Regions from separate parts of the Homo sapiens genome. Here region 2 is linked to region 1. The links are chromatin contacts, found by Hi-C or POLR2A ChIA-PET in ENCODE. All regions are on one chromosome and are shown on one strand. The core of a region is the stretch at or near the end of the contact, and the rest is flanking DNA. Distances in the headings are between cores, read along the strand shown.

Region 1 (4,731 bases), core at 2,132-4,631:
CAAAGTCGAGAGAGCCCTACCCTGAGGTACCTAGCCTCGCTCTTGAAGCTGTAGTCTGCCTAGATACCTACTATATTTCTTCAGAAAAGCTGTCCTGCCCAGAACAAATGCCTCTGCTGTCTCATGTGTCTTGGTGGTGGTCGTGGTGAGAAGGGATGGTGGGAATGACCCAGAAAATTGTGCAGAAGTAGAATCAACCAGCTTCATCTCCTCCCCTCCTCCTATTCCTACTTTCTGTAGCCACCAATTCTAGAAAGGCTCTGTCGTTTAAAATGGCACCAATTTCCTCTGCAGGGTTCCCCTGGGTAGACCCATCTATTTTGACTTCTGTTTTGACTTCTGTTTTGTTGCTCAGGCTGGGCTGGGGTGCACTGGTGCGATCTCTGCTCACTGCAACCTCCGCCTCGTGGGTTCAAGAGATTCTCTTGCCCCCGCCTCCTGAGTAGCTGGGACTACAGGTGCTTGCCACCACACCTGGCTAATTTTTCTTTTCTTTTTTTTTTTTTTTAGAGATAGGGTTTCACTGTGTTGGTCAGGCTGGTCTCAAACTCCTGACCTCAAGTGACCCACCCGCCTCAGCTTCCCAAATGCTGGGATTATAGGCGTGAGCCACTGTGCCCGGCCCTCAGCTGAATTTTCTATAGGGTTTCAGGAAGGTAAATATAGGTGTGAGTGCATTCTGTCTTTGAGACTGACTCTTTTGAAATCCATGCCCCTCCTGCAATGCTCTCATAGTGCATCACCTGCAACTAATCCCCATCGGCTAGGATGGCTTACTTTCTATGAATTTTATATTATAAAAATAATTCTACTTAACAAAAATACCCCCTTCCTCCCCAAATATAATCTGCTCTGCCCTTTTCTTGTCATATTAATGTGAGATGCAGTGTTTTTTTCCTAGAACCCACTCTATGACAGTATGTACACTAAAGCCAACACAATGAAGTGTTTTTAAACAAGGTGGTTTCCACCAAATTTCTCTCCAGCAAAAAAGAAATCTCGCTGTCTGCTTGTTTGAAGTCCTGGCGTACAGCACCATCTGGAGGACAATGTCTGCGTCTTCCCTTTGGGGAAAAAAATCTTCAAGACAGAGTGGTTTCCCAGACTGGCTGCAAACTAGCATCATACTGGGGCACTTAGAAAATGCCAATGCCTAGGCTGACTACACATAAATTAACACCTAGTCTTCTTGGATGGGTCCCAGGCAACTGTAGTCGATAAAGGCACGGTGTGAGTTAAGGACCACCACTCTAGGACTTGAACCACAGCTGGCCTAGACCCAAATTGCCTTCACTAGACAAGTGAATACCCCTGCCTTGTCCCCAAGGTCCAAAGTCACCTCTAAAATGCAGGTGGTTCCAATGTAAATTTTAATGTATTTTCTTTATCTAGAGTAATCCCAAGACAGTAACTAGAAATTTATCAGAGCTCTGTCAAACCTCGAGGCTTCCCTGGGTTTCCCAAGGCAATGGATGTGGGTTCAGCTGAGTTGACTGCCCACGGGGTGGAGGCAGCCATGGAGTCAGGGCTTGGTTCTCAGGCTCTGAGGAGGTTGAGGAACAGCGGTGGGGCTGTGCTTCCCATGATGAGTACTGACTTGGCTGTCACTTGCTTCTGGTTCTTCAGTTGCATCCAGGGGCTGGCTGTGCCTCCACTGTGTGTCTCCCTCTGACCACCTCTCCTCCCTTCTTTCCCACACACAATCTTCAGCTTCTACTGTCTTCCTGATTTAAAATATTCCGTTAAAACCATTTCTGGGTAGGCATGGTGGCTCACGCCTGTAATCCCAGCACTTTGGGAGGCCGAGGCAGGTGGATCACCTGAGGTCAGGAGTTCGAGAGCAGTCTGGCCAACATGTGAAACCCCAGCACTACTAAAAATACAAAAAGTAGCCAGGCGTGGTGGTGGGTGCCTGTAACCCCAGCTACTCGGGAGGCTGAGGCAGGAGAATCAATTGAACTCAGTGGGGCGGAGGTTGCAGTGAGTCAAGACTCACCACTATACTCTAGCCTGGGCAACAGAGCGAGACGCCGTCTCAAAAAAAAAAAAAAAAAACACAAAAAACTGGATGTTTGATATTACAAGAAACTTTCTTGTGACTCCAAAATGGATTTTTTTAAAACAGTAGAATAAGGAGAGAAGTCTCATATAGCTAGTAGTATGGATTATAACATTTTTTTAAACAAACAAATCTTTCCTAAAAGCAGTTTCCCCTCAATATCTCTAAATCCTGAACGCGGCATCTGTGATTCTGCACCCCCGGCTGGGATACTTTCATGAAGGACTGTTTTAGACAGGGATTTTGTCATCAAGAGAAGAAAGAACAGGACAACATCAGCATTACAGCCGAAACGCAAACCATCTCAAAACCAAGCCAGTCTTCCATTCCATAGGTGTTCCAAAAGATGAATGAACTTTGTCTCAAGATCCTAATTGCTGAGGCAGTGAGGGATAGAATTATCATCACTATAACAAAATTTAGGGAGGACAGTAAAGAGCTACAGTGACAGACCGCATGGGGACTTGGTGCAATGGCAGGGCTATAGCAGCTCATGACCAGACAACAACCCGATTCATATAACTGGTAGGCAGAATTCACTTTTCTCAGGTTTCTCCATTGTTTACAAAATAGGCTTGCTGGGCACTTTACCAAAATGACTTTTTTGTTTTCATTTTTTTTTTTTGCCTTTTAACATCATTTTTTTTAGCTATTATTAATTTTTTACTTATTTTAACCTTTGTGGTTTTTGTATGAAAACATCATTGAAAATTCCATTCGATTCCATGTATAGATGTAGATCTCTCATACTCTATACTCTAATCAGGATAGTTAGCACATCTATCGCCTCAAACATTGATCATTTCTTTATACTGGGAACGTTCAAAATCTACTCTTCTAATAATAGCTATTTGAAAATATACAATACATTGTTGCTAATTACAGTCATTCTACAGTGCTGTAGAACACCAGAGCTTATTCCTTCTGTCTAGCTGTAATATTCTGTCAACCCACCCCTCTCTATCCCCACCCCTCCAGCCAAAGTGTTTTTTGCTGATTAAGCTTTTCATATTGAAACCATGAAATTTACTTTCACAAATAATACAATATACTTACCTTTTCTACCGCTTTTTCATTAATTAATGGGCCCTGAGTAGTTCCTTCCTCAAATCCATTACCTACGCGCAGGTTCTTCTTCATGGCCTCGGCGAATGCTTTTACAAAGGCATCATGGATGCCCCTTTGCACCAAGAATTGGTTTGAGCAAACACAAGTCTGGACAGGAGACAAAAACAAACCCACACAGTCTGTCAGAAGCTGCAGACCTGACCAGTGAACGTGTGGCTGCTACCGCCTCTCTGTGAAAACACTTCCCTCGGTGGTTGTCATGTGCTCAAACTGCCATTTTCCTCCTCACGTGGGCTTGGCCCCAAAGATAAAAGCACTGAGTCAGTGCATGTTCCCCTCCAGTTCCCTCCACAGCTGCTATGCTACACAGCTGCTATGCATCAGTGATTAGTTGGCAATAAGCACCTGTACACACACACACACACACACACACACGAAAGAAAAGAAAAAAAAGCCACCCAATCCATGTTTTTTTCAAATGGCTTTTATTTTGTTTCCCTGGGGGGTGGGGAAAGAGTGCAATTCTCCTAGGAGACTGTGATGCTGCAGCAACAGCAGAGGCTAAGAGGAATGTGGTCCAACACCAACTTATAGTCTTTTGTTTTGCTGACACAGGGTCTCGCTCTGTCGCCCAGGCTGGAGTGCAGTAGTGATGAGTTCACTGCAGCCTTGACCTCCAGGGCTCAAGTGATTCTTCCACCTCAGCCTCCCAAGTAGGTGGGACTATAGGCACTTGCCACCATGCCCAGCTAATTTTTAATTTTTTTTGGCTGGGCGCAGTGGCTCATGCCTGTAACCCCAGCACTTTGGGAGGCTGAGGTGGGTGGATCACCTAAGGTCAGGAGTTCGAGACTAGCCTGGCCAACATAGTGAAACCCATCTCTACTAAAAATAGAAAAATTAGCTGTAGTCCCAGCTACTCAGGAGGCTGAGGCAGGAGAATCTCTTGAATCCGGGAGGTGGAGGTTGCAGTGAGCTGACATCATGCCACTACACTTCAGCCTGGGCAACAGAGTGAGACTCTGTCACACAAAAAAAAAAAAAAAAAAAAAAAAATTGTAGAGACAGAGTCTCACTCTGTTGCCCAGGCTGGTCTCCAACTCCTGGGCTCAAGTGATCCTCCTGCTTTGGCCTCCCAAAATGCTGGGATTACAGTTCTGAGCCACCATACCTGTCCCCAAGTTGTAGCCTTACAGTGTAATTGATGGTAACATATATTGACATTTTGTATTTATGAAGGAAAATATACTTATTTCAGACAAAACCAAGCTTATTTAGGTTATGTGGAAGGGAAAAACTTAATTACCAAAGGCCAAGGCAAGGATGAAAATTATTTGATAGAGAATATCACACATTTCAGTTTTTTCACAATATAACCTTTCAGGGATATTTACTCTGTTTCTAGAATGCATTTAAAATTACATATTGATGGTACTTTTAAGATGAATGCTTAAGAATATTTAAGAAGGCAGGACCCTGGCAGCAGCTTGGATAGAACTGGAAGACAGGAGCCTTGGCTCAGAGTCCCAGCTCCTCAGCAGATTTGACACTGTGGCCCAAAGACGTCTGATCTCTAAGTCACTTTTTCTTTCTAGAGTTTCATT
Region 2 (4,746 bases), core at 954-3,453, 340 kb before region 1:
GGAGCTAGAGAATCTGCTGGGAGAATTCTCCATCAAGATGAAAGGTATTATTTTCCTTGTTTAGAGAGAATAAGGAGCCATCTCTGCAGAGTGCAGAGCTCCTTGAAGTTTGAGAGCCCATGCTATTTTTATTTTCCTTGCAAAGACGCAGCGCCACCCACTCTCAACCCACCCCACTTTTGATAGTTTACTGATGCTTCTCATCCTGAGGCTTACCTACACACACAAAAATATTATGACAGAATCTCAAACATACACAGAAGTGGAGAGAACATTATAATGAGCCCCCATAAACCCATCACCTAGATGTAATAATTAGCAAGATTTTGCCACATTTGCTCCATCTCTTTGCTTTTGTTTTTCCTTTGATAAAAGAGAAGTCCTTTGATGAAATAAAACCCAGATATGTCAGTCTGCTGCTATACACTTCAGTATGCATCTCTTAAAGCATGGGGCTGTCATCTTACATAACCACGATGCCAAGTACTGTCACGTTTTCACAGCTAACAAAAATAATAAACCCTGGTTATTAACCCATTCCATTATCAGATTTCCCCCGTTGTCTCAAAAATGCCTTGTACATTTGATTAGTTCAAATTAGGATCCCAACAAGGTCCATGCATTACAATTGGTTGTTAGGTATATCTTTTAGATTTCCTTTAATCTAAAACAAACCTCTCCCTACCTTTTTTTCTACCCTTGACTTGCTGTAGAAACCATTGTACAGAATGTCCCACATTCTAGCTTGTCTGTTGGCTTCTTTGGGGTGATCTTTAAATTCTTCCTTTAGCTCCTCATGTTTCTAGCAAACTAACTATGAAATTTTGTAAATCTTGGTGTTAAACCCACAGAGAATTTTTCCCCTCCCAGTGCCTTTCTGGTATTTATTCCAGAAAGTTCCAAACTAGACACATTATTGAGTTAAACCACAGCATCTTCAGAACAAAAACGAAGTCTGGTTTTAGAAAATAGAGCATTGCTCAGGTGTTGTCAGATTTACGGCTCAGTGGCCAGGCATGGCTGTCAAATGAGCGGCCATCACAGCAAGTCAATTTCTCTTCCAAGTTTTGGCCCATCTGACTGCAGTGAAGAGGGCTGGTGCTTATGCAATTCTGAGGTTTCTTAGCAGCTTGATCCCTGGGTTGCTAATGGGGATTTAATCACCTTCTTTCTACTTTCTGCAATTAAGGGAGTAAAGAAAGGAGACTTTTTTTTGAAAGGGCTCGACAGGAGGGCTTCATTTTCCAATGAATCATCTAACTCAGGAGGGAAATTATTCTGTCAAGCACTAGGCACTGACATGTAAGAGCCTGTCTGAGAATACCTGGAATATAAATGACCTTGACCCTCAGCTTCCCAAATGGCTGCATGCTTCTCTTCCGGCAGATCCGGTAGGGAATCAGTTTAGTATTCAGTGTTAAGTTTCAACACTTGCTTTGCTACTGAGTCTGGCATCTGTGCTTTTTTCCATTTTTTAGGTCCATTCTCTACATTTTTGGGTCCTCACTTGAGTCAGTGGTTCCAAAATCACGCAGGTCCATAGTCCCACGTGGGCCCTGGAATTTTTATTTTAACTTTGAGGATGATTCTATCAGCAGCCTGATCAATTCTGGAAAATAACTGCCCTGAATCAGTGTTTAGCAGAAAACCTTCCCTCTACTTCCCCCAACTCTCAGACGCCACCCACACAGACTAGCACAGTCGCAGAGTCTCGCAGCCTAACAGTAATTCAAATCATGCACATCACCTATCACTGCTAATATAAAAAAGTACTATATTTCTCCTATTTCTGATGCTCAGTATTATCAAGTGCATCTATTTTTGGTGGGATGGTAATTTCCTGATTTTACAGATGGGAAATAGGGGCCTAGAGAGGCTAAATGACTTGTCCCAGGAGTCACACTTAAATTGGAGTCAGACAAGAAACTGAATTCCAGGGTTCTTTGTTCCTAATGCATTCCCACCTCTAACTCCATGTTATGAGGGAAGTTCAGAGCTGAGCAGACAATATAAACCATTGCTCAAAGAATGGTCTCCCTCACGGGCAGATCCTCTCCAACCTAGCACAGAGACACCCTAGGAGTGGGATGGGGAGGAAAGGGACCACCCTCGGACCAGATCTGGAGCTTCAGGCTTGGTGTTCAGGGAGGAGATGATGCTGGAGTCCCTGCCACCTACTGGGGGACCTGGCCACCCCGCTACATCGCAGCCCTGATGGACTGATGAACTTGCTGTTGCTCCTGCTCCTCCATCTCCTCCTCTCTCTGTTGTTCTTGCTCTCCTGCCTGATGTTCCTGAGAGTCCACCTGAACGCTTGGTTTCTTCCATGGGGTTTCTCAGGCCTGAGACTAAATCTCCTTCCTCATTGATAGACTCCTGTCTCCTCCACTTTCCTCATCTAACAGGCAAACTCAGAAACTACATCTGTGAAGGCTTTCAATGGTAAACACCCCCATGGAAATCTTTCTCTTCCTCCATAAAGAGAAAGGGAAACCTCATGCTGCCAAGAAATCCTATTGTCTTTGCAATTAGCTGCTTTCTCATCTGTTACTCATTCTGGTAAAAACTACTTCCAACATACATATTGACAAACAGACTATTTCACAATACTCTCAGACCTGGCAACCACTAACTTCCTCGTGCCACACCCTTCCTCACTTCCCTTTTTGCCCCAACCCCAACACTAGAAAACAACCTTTTGGGGTAGTGACATTAAAGATAATAGAGCAAGTACTTACTGAGTGCCTGCTATTGGCCAGGCACTTGACTGCATTCTGATGACTGCTCCCTGGCCTTGAGTTCCACATGGTCTACCAGAGAAAACAGACATATGAGGCTGTGCATTCTCATTCAATGGAACAAATGACCACCTGAACAACAGTGTGACCCAGTTTGCTGCAAAAGCAGGAGGGGAGAGGAGGAAAAGGTTGCCACTCACCTCTCTAGTTGGGGAGAGGAGCAGGAAAGAGGAAGGCATCCCAGTGTAATGTATGGTGAACAGCACCAGAATAGCATTCACCAAACAGAGGAAAGCCTGTTCAGAGGTGACAAGTAGACCGGTGTGGCTGACGTGATTGTTCGGAGAAGAGCTATGGAGAATTAGTTGGGTCCTGACTATAAAAATCCATGAATGCCAGGCTAAACGGAGAGCACTTAATCTGCAAACTATCAAACAGGATGGAGGTAAAGGGATGTAGTTCCTTAGAGCAAACTAGTTCTCCAAATTATTACTTTGTTCAAATTAAGTTCCAGGCAGTGCATATATCCTGGTCCTTACAGTTTCCAGGGCAGGTCAACCTTCCTCAGAAGGAAGAACCACCATTGAGCTAGTAAACTTGCATTATTTATGCCTGGTCAATAGATCAGTAACACCTGTAATAGGAGCTCCTGACTGTATAGCTACTTGGTTGTCTTAAAGTAGGAAGTGTGACTCTTGGAAGGAAAGATCATCATAGAACTGGGAAAAATGATGTAGAGCGTTCTTCTGGCAGAATGGTGTCTGAGCAAAGGAAGGCAGGCAAGAGTAGGCAGCTGCTGTAACACCCTCCAAACGAGGCTGTGGAGGAGGTGTTAGATCAGTAATATGTGAGCGCCGTGAAACATCCAAAGGTATGACCCCTGCAAGCCCCCAGTGCGCATCCTCAGAGGTAACCCCCATGATGGTTTTTTGAGTGAAAGCTAGAAAGCTTTCATTAAGCTTTCTAGATCATGCACTGGTAATCACAAACTGTCAAGAACACTTGCAGCTTTCTCCAACTGTGAAAATGCCAGCAGGCCCCCAGACAAGAGCCTGTAAGAAACCTGGCCAGGCCTCAAAGACAGACTGTAACTGTCATTGCCCCACTGTTAGTGCTAATTCCGTGGCCAGTACCACCAGTGGCTTACACAGCAGATAGAACTTTAAGAAGCACGGCACAAAAGCTGTTTGTGCCTGGATAGTGCCATTGTGCTACATTATTGCTACAATCAGAGGATCAGTGATGCCACTACAGCAGTTCCAAGAAATTTTGCTTAGTAACATGGGCTGAGAAGTGAAAAAAACATCACTACCAAGTACCTTTCTCACATTGTTTTCTTCAGATATAAAATTTCTGGTAATTTTAAAGGGGGGGGAAAAACACCTTCAAAGGATTTCCCCTTTATTCACCTTTATCTAGTAACAATGTCAGATCAGTTTCTTTTCAACCAGTCTTCCATTGTAATTACATAAACAGGCAATAGATTAATCCTGAACTAATTTGCAGAGGTTTTGTTTTGTTTTTGAGACAGAGTTTCGCTGTGTCACCCAGGCTGCAGTGCAGTGGCACTATCTCTGTTCACTGCAACCTCCGCCTCCTGGGTTCAAGCGATTCTCATGCCTCAGCCTCCGGAGTAGCTGGGATTACAGATGCCCACCATCGCACCCGGCTAATTTTTGTATTTTTAGTAGAGACAGAGTTTCTCCATGTTAGCCAGGCTGGTCACGAACTCCTGACCTCAGGTGATCCGCCCACCTCGGCCTCCCAAAGTACTGGGATTACAGGTGTGAGCCACCGTGCCTGACCAATTTGCAGAGGTTTTTAAAGAGCACTTTGGATTTTATTAGAATTAGCATGTCCAGTTTAGGATTTACAAAAACAAGTCGATTATACTTTCTTTCAGAAGTATTTTTTTTAAAGACTAACTAAATGCTGCAGAAAATTATTAGTAGAATGCAGGCTTCTTTAATTCTGCTCTTATTTCAGTAAGTCTTTTTAAGTGGGTTGT

The links. A loop is a pair of places that touch in the nucleus more often than their neighbours do. ChIA-PET counts read pairs that join two places held with the same protein, here RNA polymerase II (POLR2A). Pooled maps may share reads with other maps.
Region 2: a pooled map shows a loop between it and region 1 (4-fold over the local background). The contact joins two enhancer-like sites. A Hi-C loop is called at or near these places in 1 of 37 single-sample maps with no recorded cell type and 3 of 50 pooled maps. POLR2A ChIA-PET finds 5 or more read pairs at or near these places in 1 of 52 experiments (OCI-LY7).

The regions. Positions count from the first base shown.
Region 1 is chr6:24,521,310-24,526,040 of GRCh38, reverse strand. It overlaps ALDH5A1 (aldehyde dehydrogenase 5 family member A1), which reads right to left. Exons shown (of 10, transcript NM_001080.3): 7 at 3,116-3,274. Among named protein-coding and RNA genes, the nearest start is that of ALDH5A1, 29 kb to the right of the region's middle. RefSeq lists a silencer at 3,538-3,587. Within about 2 kb of position 3,381, at least 4 of the 41 ENCODE cell types and tissues checked have a DNase peak (open chromatin) inside an H3K27ac peak, as active enhancers do; they include OCI-LY7, where a contact is called at or near this core.
Region 2 is chr6:24,856,271-24,861,016 of GRCh38, reverse strand. It overlaps RIPOR2 (RHO family interacting cell polarization regulator 2), which reads left to right. Exons shown (of 22, transcript NM_001286445.3): 8 at 1-44. Among named protein-coding and RNA genes, the nearest start is that of ARMH2, 60 kb to the right of the region's middle. RefSeq lists an enhancer at 4,722-4,746. Within about 2 kb of position 2,203, at least 13 of the 41 ENCODE cell types and tissues checked have a DNase peak (open chromatin) inside an H3K27ac peak, as active enhancers do; they include OCI-LY7, where a contact is called at or near this core.